Linked DNA regions of Homo sapiens: all the other regions are linked to region 2. The links are chromatin contacts, found by Hi-C or POLR2A ChIA-PET in ENCODE. All regions are on one chromosome and are shown on one strand. The core of a region is the stretch at or near the end of the contact, and the rest is flanking DNA. Distances in the headings are between cores, read along the strand shown.

Region 1 (2,750 bases), core at 195-2,694, 2.2 Mb after region 2:
CCGAGTGTCTTAGCCCATTTTATGCAGCTATCACAGAATGCTATAGACTGGGTAATTTATTTATTTTTATTTTTATTTTTATTTTTTTGAGATGGAGTCTTACTCTGTCACCAGGTTGGAGTGCAGTGGTACGATCTCGGCTCACTGCAACCTCCAGTTCCTGGGTTCAAGCGATTCTCCTGCGTCAGCTTCCCGAGTAGGTGGGACTACAGGTGTGCGCCACCACACCCGACTAATTTTTGTATTTTTAGTAGAGATAGGGTTTCACCGTGTTGGCCAGGATGGTCTCAATCTCCTGATTTCGTGATTGAGCCACCTCGGCCTCCCAAAGTGCTGGGATTACAGGCGTGAGCCACCACGCCCAGCCTTAGACTGGGTAATTTATAATGAATGGAAATTTATTTGGCTCCCAGTTCCAAAGGCTGGAAAGTCCAAGATTGGAGGTCTGAATCTGGCGAGGGCCTTCTTGCTGTCATCCATTGGCAGAAGGGTGAGAGCAAGATAGAAAGGGGGCATAATCATCCTTTTAATCAGCAACCCACTCTTGTGATAATAGCATTACTCTATTCAGGAAGGCAGAGGCCTCATGACCTGAATCATCTCTCGAAGGTCCCACCTCTCAACTCTTGCATTTAAGGGTTACGTTTCCAACACATGAACTTTGGGGGACACACTAGAACCATAGCACTGAGTTTTACTTGAATTAATAATGAAAACATCTGGTTTAAAGAGCACACAAGAGAAAAACAGCCCAAAGCCCTGTTGTAGACATTAGTCCTTTCTCCTCTTTAGGCCAACTGCATTGACTCCACAGCCTCAGCCGAGGCCGTGTTTGCCTCCGAAGTGAAAAAGATGCAACAGGAGAACATGAAGCCGCAGGAGCAGTTGACCCTTGAGCCATATGAAAGAGACCATGCCGTGGTCGTGGGAGTGTACAGGTGAGCAGGGGCCCAGCAATACACCAAGACAGACATCTCTGTCCCTTGCACCCCGAGTGCCATGATCCTGGGGACCCTCCTTCATCACCTATCTTCCTCTCACAGGCCACCCCCCAAGGTGAAGAACTGAAGTTCAGCGCTGTCAGGATTGCGAGAGATGTGTGTTGATACTGTTGCACGTGTGTTTTTCTATTAAAAGACTCATCCGTCTCCCATGTCTGCTGCTCATTCCTCCCCTTGACCTGCTGACACAGGGAGCACGCACCCTTGGTCAATTTTGCGGGGTTGGGTAAATTCTCACTCGGTCACAGAGCGCATGCTCCGTTTCTAGCTGCCTTTGCGCAGCGGCAGCCTGGATTTCGGTTCTTGGGTGGGATTGGTAGCTCGCTGCGCATGCGTGCAGGTAAGCGGCCATCTCGCGCAGGCGGAGTGTCAGTGTGGGTCACGTGAGGGGAGCGGAGAGGGAGGGATGGGGGCGGAGTCCAGGGCGTGGGGGGGCCGGTTTGTTGTGGTCGCCATTTTGCTGGTTGCATTACTGGGTAATCGGGGCCCTGGCTTGCCGCGTCCGCCGGATACCCTCAGCCAGTGGGCAGGTCTGAGCTCGGGCTCCCCGAGCAGTTTGAGTCCCCTTGCCCGCTCCTTCAGGTAACGGCGCGGGGACGGGTGGGGCGGCAAGCGGTCGCAGGGAGGTGGGCAGGACGGGATCCGCCCTGCTCCCGTCGCCGTGAGACTTAGCACGAGGCCAAGGGAGGAGAGGAGGGGGGTGGCAGGCAGGTGCGGGCCCTGCCTGGCTATTCATAGTTGAATTCCTGGAACCGGCCAAGCCCGAGGAAGCAGTTGCAGGAGGGAGGCTGGGAGGGGGTAGCCGGGCCCCACTCCCGCCCTTTGTTTGGGCTCAGCTCCGCGGGCCGCTTCTTCGTCGCCTAGCAACAGCTGCCCTAGGCTGTGATTGGCTGAGCTCTTGGCACCAGCGACCAATGGTACAGTTGTTGCCATGGCAGGTGCCGATTGCCAAGCTCAGTCGGGCCCCGCCTTCCGGTCTCAGCAGGCCCAGGAGGGCCTCCTGGGTGGGGGGCGGGACGCCGGGTCCCTAGGGGCTGGTGGTCACTCAGGGTGGGGCGTGTCGCCCCTCCCCCGTCCACCTGCTCTACTCTTCCCCCGCGTGCCCTGGGCTGACCCTTGTCCCCTCCTCTCCCCGCCCCCGGTGGCAGTGGCGGCTGCTGTTGTCACCCACCGGGCCTCCTGTCCCGCTTGCCCTCCCCGCCGCGGGGCCGGCCGGGCCAGAGACAGGCGGTCGCCTTTTCAGCGCCGCCACCGCCGCCATGCTGGCCGCTCGCCCACCCCACTGGGGGCCCCACCGCGCCCCAGCCCCCCGTGGGCCCCGCGCCAGCCCTGACCCGGGTAGGGGGTGGGGGCTGGGAGAGATGATCCTGGTGTGGGAGGGCCCCGGAGAAGAGGTGGTTTTTTGGGGGAAGCTCCAAGGGTGGAGGAGTCGTGGAGTGGCAAGGCATGGAATAGGAGAAAGGGATTTGACATGGGGGAGAGAGTGGCCCATGGGGAGAAGATTTTTGCTGTAGCTGACAACTCTGGGAGGAGAGAACCCTATGTGATAACTTGGGGATTTGACTTTGAGGCCCTCTAGGAGTGGACACAGTTGTGGAATGACCCTGGTATAAAGAGGGGTGCCTGGAGAAAGGTCTGTGGTAGGAATATTAGGGTGTGTGTGTGTGTGTAGGGGGGCAAGGAAGCAGTGTAGGGGAGAAAAGGATGATCACTCTAAACTGTGGGAAGAGACACCTCCTCCTTCTCCCA
Region 2 (2,801 bases), core at 213-2,712:
TCTGAGATACCCAGATCCCCTCTTCCCATTGATTTAAACCCTTCCTGTTCATACACAGCCACTCATTCAGGGATGCCCATACCCTCATTTTATATCAACCTATGCCTCTCTTGCAAACAGAGCCCCCCCTCAAATCCATCTCAGGAATATCCAGATCCTCCTCCACATTATTAACCTAATCTTTTTTAATTTGCTAGAAGACCCAACCCACCCTAACCCATTCTAGGGATGCTCAGACCCTCCTCTTCGTAGCAACATAACTCCTCTTCTTTGTGTAAAGATCCACACACCCATCTTTCACAATGGCTTAAGCTCCTTTTACACACACCCCTCGTGCTGCCCAAACCCCCTTTAGGGATACCCGGACCTCCTATTCTCATACAGAACCTCCATCACCACCTTAATCCAGCACAGACCCCTCTTCCTCACACTCAAGCCCCTCTCACCAGCCTCCTATTCTGGGGGTACTCAGACCCCCCAGCGTCTTAGCAACCTCTCAGTCTCATTCCAGGAATTCCCAGGCACCCCTCACTTTAGCACACAGATCTCTCCCACCCTACTTCCTCCCCTTCCAATAACCAAATCCCATCTTCACCTTGGCCTAATTACCTGTACTTAAAAAAGACTACCTTCCCCAGCTCATTCTAGGGACACCCAGACACCCTTTTAAAATACACTTAATCCTTCTTTGTACAAAGACTCCTTTCCACGCATTCCAAGGGTACCCAACCTCCTGACACATTGGTTTAAGGCCTCTTCACATTAATTTAACCCCATCCATTACAACTGGACCCCTCCTTAGCTCTAAACCGTTCCCTTGGGGATATCGATTTCCTAATGTCTTCACACCAAAACCCCTCTCACCGCCCCAATTCTTTCCAGGAAGAACTAGATATTTTTCCCCTGCATTAACTTAATTATCTTTCTCACGCCCTAAGCCCCTAACTGGGCACCCACGTGCCGTCTAACCGGCCCAGCCCCTTCGTCCTGGACTTGCCACACCACCAAGTCCTTTACCCCAAACCCTGGGGAGCCGCGGAGCCCTCTTGGGACAGCTCTGAGGCCTCCCCTTCCCGCCCAGGTGCCCCACCAAAGCCTCAGCCCGAGCCCCGCCCCTCCTCACTCAGCCCCGCACGCGACTCCAGGCCCCTTCCCCACCCGCCGCTCCAGCCCGGCCCCCGCCCGGCTGCCCGCGCGCCGGGTCGGCCGTTGGTGCCGCTCCGCCCTAACTGCCCGGCGCGCACCCCCTCAGGCCCTCAGTGCGCAGGCGACCTGGCAAGAGGAGGCCGCGGCGGCAGGGAGCGCAGCCCGGCCGGCCTCTGCGCGCCCGCTCGCGCTCACCTGCTTCCGCCGTCTCGCACGCCCCGGGCCCGGGCCACGGCTCCCCTTGCACGGCCACCCTAACGCTGCGCCCGCTCTAGCTCTCGCCGTCGCCTCTCGCCTGCTCCGTAGCCTCGCTCTCGCCCCCAGCTACCCTCAGCAACGCCCCTCCCACCTTCCTCCTCGGCCGCCGCACGGACGGCCGGACGCAACCAATCATTGCCCGCTCGGGCCCTGCCGTTCGGCCAATCGACGTTCATGTCTCTGAGGCTTGGGCCAATAGTGAGGAGCGTCGAGATTCCCCGCAGCGCCCAACCAATCCTTTAGCGTCGTTCCCTCACCGGTCAGCCCTCGGGTGGATAGTGCCCGCCCCTTTAATCCTCCTTAGAGGATGCTCCTCCTCCTCCTCGACTCCGCCTCCGACGGCTCCAGAGGGGAACTCTGAGCGGAGGGCGGCGCGATGACGTTAGGCGGCGGAGCGCGGCCGCGGGCGCCATTTTGGGGACGCCGTGAGGGAGTCAGCGTTGGGGACAGGGAGAGGGAGGAAAAGAGCCTGGGAAATTGAGGCACGCGGCACCTTGAGGGCTGGAGCGGGGGAATGGAGGCACGGGAACCTTTGTGGTTTCCCCGAGGGTCAGAGGGAGAAAGTGAAACCACTTAGCGCGATGGGGAGAGGGCAAACTGCATGCAGCACCAGTCACATGGAGAGAGAAAAGGGAAACCAAGGTTCCAGACTCACTTTATTAAAAGGAGGGGAATGAAGGCAACAGGAAGAAACAGAGAAAAGACCGAGGGGACTTTTGGGAGGTGGAGAGAGGAGAAATGTCATAGGGGAAGCAAGGAGAGCGAGGATATGGAGAAAAAGAAGCAGGGACAATTTCATTGGAAGAAATAGGGAGTGTGGTGGGTAGAGGACCTGAAGGACAATCGGGGTGAGAGCCTGAAGGAAGTGAGCCGGTAACGGGCGGACTCCACTCCACCTCCTTCCGGGGTGACTCTGACCCTTACACCTCGAGATTGGGGCCCCATGTGTCCAAGGGGCTCTGGCCATTCCTACTCACCTCGTTCCTGCGCCCCTCAGGGCCTTGGGAGGGAGTTGCCCCAGTACTGTTAGAAACGTTTCCAGGCTGGGCGTGGTGGCTCACGCCTGCAATCCCAACATTTTGGGACGCTGAGGCGGGTTCACTTGAAGTCAGGCATTCGAGACCCACCTGGCCAACCTGGTGAAACTACCATCTTTACTAAAAATACAAAACATTAGCTGGGCGTGGTGGCTCGTGCCTGTAACCCCAGCAACTCGGGAGGCTGAGGCTCGAGATTTGATTGCACCCAGGAGGCCGAGGTTGCAGTGAGCCGAGATCACGCCACTGCACTCCCGCCTGGGCGACAGAGCGAGACTCCATCTGAAAGAAGAAAAGAAACATTTCCAGACCTACTCCTTGAACCCAAACACAGAGGAATTTCAACTTATCGGATGAGGA
Region 3 (2,757 bases), core at 30-2,529, 3.0 Mb after region 2:
TCACACCCTTCCAAGGAAACCAAGCAGACAATCCGATCCGCCCAGGGAGTGGCCCAGCCCTGCCCAGCCCCCTGCTTCCAGGAGAGACCTAATGGCTGGCAGCGGACAATGTGGCGACCAGGGGCAGGAGCCCTGGAATCACCCAGGCCCAGCTTCGATTCTAACTCTGCCTTCAGCAGAAGCTTCTGAGCCTCATTTTTCCCGTCTGTAAAGTAGGTTCATCTTGAGCACTCACTTCACAAGATTGCAGCAGGAGTGAAATACGACCGGGCACACAGGGCGTGGAGCACAGTGTGAGCCCTCATTAAACATTAACCGACATTATGATGATTTGAGAGGCGGTCGGCCAGAGCAGGGCTCTGGGCCAGAACTCCGGAGTTAGAATCCCAGCGCACAACTTATGCATCGGGTGACCTTGTGCAAATCACTTAACCTCTTAATACCAGGTTAAGACCCCCTAAGACTATAGTGAGGACTGAATAAGCTCATACAAGTAAAGCGTTAAAAAGAGGGTCTAGCCCATAGTGTTTCATGAGTGTTTGCCATTATTATTTGTGGGAGGGTTCCCCCTTCTCCTGTCACCAGGAAGCATCTCTGACCCGGCCCCCCCCCCCCCCCCCGTCCCCCGCAATACGCCCTCCTTGGGTTTTAATTTTTGACTCTGGGAAACAGCTGCCCCGCTGTCAGATTCTCACCTTTGTACCTTCTAGGCACGCCCCAGCTTTGAACCCCTAAAAGACGCCCCCGAACCTAAAACTCATTCATCTGCTCCGCTAGGGGCAGCTTTAAACCTCCAACCTGGCGCCCCTGGGGCTGTGACCTCTGACCCTCGTGGGGGCAGCCTTCCCTCAAATTATTAACTTTGACCCTGCCTTTTTTGAGACTCGCCCAGAACCCCTCGAACGCGCCCCCACTTCGAATTTCAAACTTTGCACTCCCCTTCGCCACGCCCCCTTCGCTGGTTTGATCTCCGACCTCCACTACAACTCCCTCCAGTCTGCGTTAACCCCCGACCCCTCGGACGCGACCCTTCCCTCCACCAGTGACCTTTGACCCCGGCGGCCCCGCCCCCCTCCTCGCGGAAACGCCGTCCCGCCGCCAGCGCCCGGCCCACCGCAAGCCCCTGGCCGGACCCCTTATCCTACCGGCTCGGCGCCGCAGTCGCTCGCGGCCTAACTGCTCGACCTGGAACTCCGCGCCCTCGCGCCTCCCTCAGCTCTCTTGCACCGCCACCACCGCGGACACTCCCGCCGCCATGTTGAATCCCCAACGAACATCCGGGGCTTTCCCCCCTCACCGCCCACCAGTCCCCATAGCAACGAGGCTGACCGGGCAGTGGGCAGGGCCAGTGCGGGGGCGGAGTCGGGCGCCTCTCAGGGCCCGCTCCAGCCTCCGATTGGTACAGAGCGTCCAATCGGAGACCTTCGGGCAGAAAATGCCAAGCGGGGATTGGAAATTTTGGAAAAGGTGCGGGAAGGCTGGCTCCCGGCCCACTGAGGTCCTTAAAGGGGAAATGACTGTTTTCGTGTGATACCGATTTTCTAACTTCCCCCCCAGAAGGAGTTAGGGGCTGGGAGAAAGTAATGAGTTAATGGGCAGAAACAGTTCTTAAGCACTTACTAGGAGGCAGGCACCGGGATAAGTGTTTTACTTGCATTTTCTCGCTGCATATACAACCCTGTGGTATAATATCATTAATACCCATTTTACAGATAAAGAAACAGAGGTTCAGAGGGTGAAATAGCTGGCTTAGCATCATAGAAAGAAGGTAATGAGTTTTGAACGCTGGTCTGTCTGAGCCCGGGAACCTGAGACTGTTTGCTCTTCAATTTTTAAATAAGTTTTTACGAAGTAATTGGTCAAAATATTGAAAACAAACAGCAGACATCTTCTTTAAAAATTTTTTTAAATTTTATTTTTACTTATTTATTTGTCTTGAGATAGAGTTTCGCTCTTGTTGCCCAGGCTGGAGTGCAATGGCGCGATCTCAGCTCACTGCAACCTCCGCCTCCCGGGTTCAAGAGATTCTCCTGCCTCAGCCTCCTGAGTAGCTGGAATTACAGGCGTCCACCACCACACCCAGCTAATTTTTTGTATTTTTAGTAGAGACAGCGTTTCACCATGTTGGCCAGGTCGAACTCCTGACCTCAGGTGATCTATCCGCCTCGGCCTCCCAGAGTGCTGGGATTACACGTGTGAGCCACCAAGCTGGCCTTTTTCTTTTATTTTTAAAGAGAGAGTTTTGTTGTGTTGGCCAGGCTGGTCTCGAACTCCTGGGCTCAAACTATACTCCTGCCTCGGCCTCCCAAAGTGCTGGGATTGCAGGCGTGAGCCACTGCGCCCGGCCAGACATCTCTCCTCCTGGATCTTATTCACTGGACTCCAGCCTTCATGCTGTTCCTGAACTCTTGTCAGGTGCGCTCTCACCTCACAGTCTTTGCACTGGTTGTTCCTCTGCCTGGAACATACTCTTCCCCCAGGTATCCTTATCTCTCCCTCCCTTTTTTCAGGGCTTTACACAGATGTCACTTTCTCTGTGAACTAATTCCCTCGCTCACCCTAAGGAAAGCAGCAAACATCCCTCTCACATACTACCAAACTCTGTCTGCTTTGTTCTTATTTCTCACTCCTAATTGTAGTTATTGCTTGTTGGTTGTCTCCTCTGCTGGAATGTCAGCCCCATGACAACATGGATTTCTGTCTTTGTTCACTGCTGCATTCCCAGTGCCCCAGCACTGTTGGCATGTAGATGCTCAG
Region 4 (2,700 bases), core at 131-2,630, 2.1 Mb after region 2:
CCCACGATGGCTGTATTCTGATCCACAGCCTCCAGAAATTGTCCGATGACCAGCGGGATGCTTTGGATTCGCTTCACCTCCTCCTGGGCATGGAGAAATTCCTTTTTCAGGTTCTTTTGCTCATCTTTGATGTATTCCTCCTGCACCTCCAGGAACTCCAGCTCTTGCTGCAGCTTCTGCGAGCAGAGAGGGGACAGAAGGGGATGGCTCCAGACTTGCTGATCCAGAGAGTGGTGGAAAGTGGGGAAGAGTATGAGATGTCAGGTCCTGTGCAAGGTCTGGGTTGGGGGTCGAATGTACCTTGTAGCGGCTGTACAGGTCCTCCAGGTCCTCAGGCTCAGGGCCCAGGAAGGACAGGCCGGTCTGGGGCCGGGACACGGACAGTGCTGGGATCTCATCCTAGACGAAAGGGGATAACTCACATTGGAAGAAGACAGTCCTCTCATGAAAGCTTCCCAACTTCACTAATGTTTGTTCCCCTCCCCACTTCACCCTGATGTCACTTAGCCCCTAACAGACCCCTGATATCTTAAGACCCTCTAAATAGATCCTGGAAACCTTTTGGCCACCTAAACAAGCTCTTTATGTCAACTTGCCCCTCAAACAGATCTTATGTTATCATATACCACTCATAACATGTCCCCAGTGTCACACAACCCCCAACTAGGATCTAAACGTCACATCAACTCCTTATCAGACCCAAATGCCACCCAATCCCCTTCAAGAGGTTCCTAATGTCACATGGCTCTCCTAGATAGGCTGTTAAAGTGACTGCGCCTTCAACGAGTCCCAACATTCCCCAGTTTCCCCTCAAAGATCCCTTATGTCACAGTCTCCTAACTCACCTTAGACCTAAATATCACTCAGGCAAGCCACAGATAATACTTAACTACCCGCCCCATTACCCCCATCAGCAAAGCCCTGAACATCAGTCAGCCCCGCAGCCCAGACCCGGGGATCACTCGGCCGCACGGCGGGATCCCATATATCACTCACCGCCTGACCCAATCCCAACGCCGGGCCACCGACCTCACTAAGCACTACCGGCCAGGGTTCGAAATCAATCCGTCTCAAAGACCCACTAACGTCACTCACTCCCCCAGCCCCGCTTTCTGAGCCTTACCTCCTACCATCACTCGGCCACCCAGACAGGCCTTCGAATGGCACAAAGCTCTCCACCGAGGCCTCTAAAATAACCCCAACCTGGGCCGGGGTCCTGGAAGCCATTCCTCCCCCCACTCAGGTCTGGCTTCACCCTCTCCCCGCGAGCCCGGCCCGGACTAAAAAGCCCAAGTCCCCACTGTACCTGAGCCTTCTCCACCAAGATGCCTATCTCCTCCATAGTGACCAAGCCGGCCTCTGTGTGGCCTGGGATGATCTGTCACCGCTTCCGCTGACGACAACGGAAGTCCCTGGCTGAGGAGGCTTCTGGGAAGTGTAGTTTAAGTTACGGCTGAGAGGTGCTGGAAGGGCAGGATAGGACGAAGGGCTGGTCTGGGCTCCGCCCTCAACATAAGCTCATGCGCTGTCCGTACCCGCAGGCGCGAGGGCGGGACGGGAGCTGTGGGCGTGCGCAGTATCACGCGGTGGCGCCATCTCGCCCTGCCGTGGAGGGCTGGGGGTTCTCTCCGGGAGGTGGCGCAGCCCCGTTGCTCTTTCAACGGAGTAAGTTCGCAGAGCTCTGGCACGGACAGTCTGGCGGCCAACTGCTCTTCGCTTTCTAGTGTCTGGGCTGGAGGGTCCTTGAGCTGGGTTCCACAGAAGGGATTGATCGTACGGGCGGGTAAGGTCTCCACGTGGCGCTGATCCAAAGATTGTGCGCCGCGCGGGCGTGGGAAGATCCGAGCTGCCCCTGAAGGTGACATTTCATACTGGGCTTTACCCCGGGATTGAGGAGCCCCGAGCCCGCAGTGAGCAACCAATCGAGTAGAACCCACGCGTCTGGGCTGGGGAAAAGGAGGCAGCGAGTGCCCAGAAGTTGGGTAGCACAGGAGATCCATAGACCTTAGTTCTGTATCCCAGGTTTCCGCCTTACAGATCTATGCCAGGTCCTGCGCTTAAGCTTTACAGGCATCATCGTCGCAAGTATTATGTTTCCTCATTTATAGAGAAGGAGACAAGCTCAGAGCCACGAAGCCACCAGCCACAGTCAACAATGTGCCGAAGGGACAAAGCATAGATTGGGACCCAGGTCTGTCTGTCCCCAAAGCCTGTACTCTTGGCCCCAGGGAAACACTGCTACCCTTCACACCAGCTACAATTTTTGTTAAGTAAACCTTTTATTGAAGTTAAATAAAGAGAAGAGCACAAATCATTACAGCTCGACAAAATTACACAAAGTGAACATGCCCATACAACCTGAATCCAGATCGCAAAACCAAACAGTAGAAGCCTCATGTGCTCCCCTTTCCCCCATCCCTTCTTCTCCCCCCTCCACTCCCCGCCCCGAGACGGAGTCTCACTCTGTTGCCCAGGCTAATATTTGTATTTTTAGTAGAGACAGGGTTTCACCATGTTGGCCAGGCCGGTCACAAACTCCTGACCTCAAGTGATCTGCCTGCCTTGGCCTCCCAAAGTGCTGGGATTATAGGCGTGAGCCACCACATCCGGCCTCCCGATCCCTTCTAAAGGTTATCATTCATCTGTTTTTTTCTTTTTTTTTTAAGAGCTAGAGTCTCTGTCGCCCAGGCTGGAGTGCAG

The links. Hi-C counts contacts between places; a loop is a spot of excess contacts on that map. ChIA-PET counts read pairs that join two places held with the same protein, here RNA polymerase II (POLR2A). Pooled maps may share reads with other maps.
Region 1: a pooled map shows a loop between it and region 2 (10-fold over the local background). The contact joins the promoter of DYRK1B here to the promoter of ZNF574 in region 2. A Hi-C loop is called at or near these places in 7 of 50 pooled maps. POLR2A ChIA-PET finds 5 or more read pairs at or near these places in 2 of 52 experiments (T-cell and activated B cell).
Region 3: a pooled map of gastrocnemius medialis shows a loop between it and region 2 (9-fold over the local background). The contact joins the promoter of PAK4 here to the promoter of ZNF574 in region 2. A Hi-C loop is called at or near these places in 7 of 50 pooled maps. POLR2A ChIA-PET finds 5 or more read pairs at or near these places in 2 of 52 experiments (IMR-90 and naive thymus-derived CD4-positive, alpha-beta T cell).
Region 4: a loop to region 2 is called in a map of ascending aorta, with 4 times the contacts of the local background. The contact joins the promoter of PSMC4 here to the promoter of ZNF574 in region 2. A Hi-C loop is called at or near these places in 2 of 168 maps with a recorded cell type or tissue (ascending aorta and naive thymus-derived CD4-positive, alpha-beta T cell) and 6 of 50 pooled maps.

What each region holds. Positions count from the first base shown.
Region 1 is chr19:39,832,856-39,835,605 of GRCh38, reverse strand. It overlaps DYRK1B (dual specificity tyrosine phosphorylation regulated kinase 1B), which reads left to right and starts at 1,444. Exons shown (of 11, transcript NM_004714.3): 1 at 1,444-1,583. FBL (fibrillarin) reads left to right here. Exons shown (of 9, transcript NM_001436.4): 8 at 793-938; 9 at 1,044-1,148. The coding sequence ends at 1,068. RefSeq lists silencers at 1,632-1,741, 2,002-2,271.
Region 2 is chr19:42,074,827-42,077,627 of GRCh38, reverse strand. It overlaps ZNF574 (zinc finger protein 574), which reads right to left and starts at 1,462. Exons shown (of 2, transcript NM_022752.6): 1 at 1,342-1,462. RefSeq lists silencers at 1,043-1,122, 1,133-1,392 and enhancers at 1,763-1,882, 2,103-2,152, 2,233-2,302.
Region 3 is chr19:39,124,308-39,127,064 of GRCh38, reverse strand. PAK4 (p21 (RAC1) activated kinase 4) reads right to left here and starts at 1,279. Exons shown (of 10, transcript NM_005884.5): 1 at 1,146-1,279.
Region 4 is chr19:39,969,845-39,972,544 of GRCh38, reverse strand. It overlaps PSMC4 (proteasome 26S subunit, ATPase 4), which reads right to left and starts at 1,380. Exons shown (of 11, transcript NM_006503.4): 1 at 1,307-1,380; 2 at 301-399; 3 at 1-176. The coding sequence starts at 1,342. It overlaps LOC124904720 (a long non-coding RNA gene), which reads left to right and starts at 1,574. Exons shown (of 3, transcript XR_007067260.1): 1 at 1,574-1,665; 2 at 2,109-2,191. RefSeq lists enhancers at 417-1,096, 1,121-1,510, 2,011-2,060.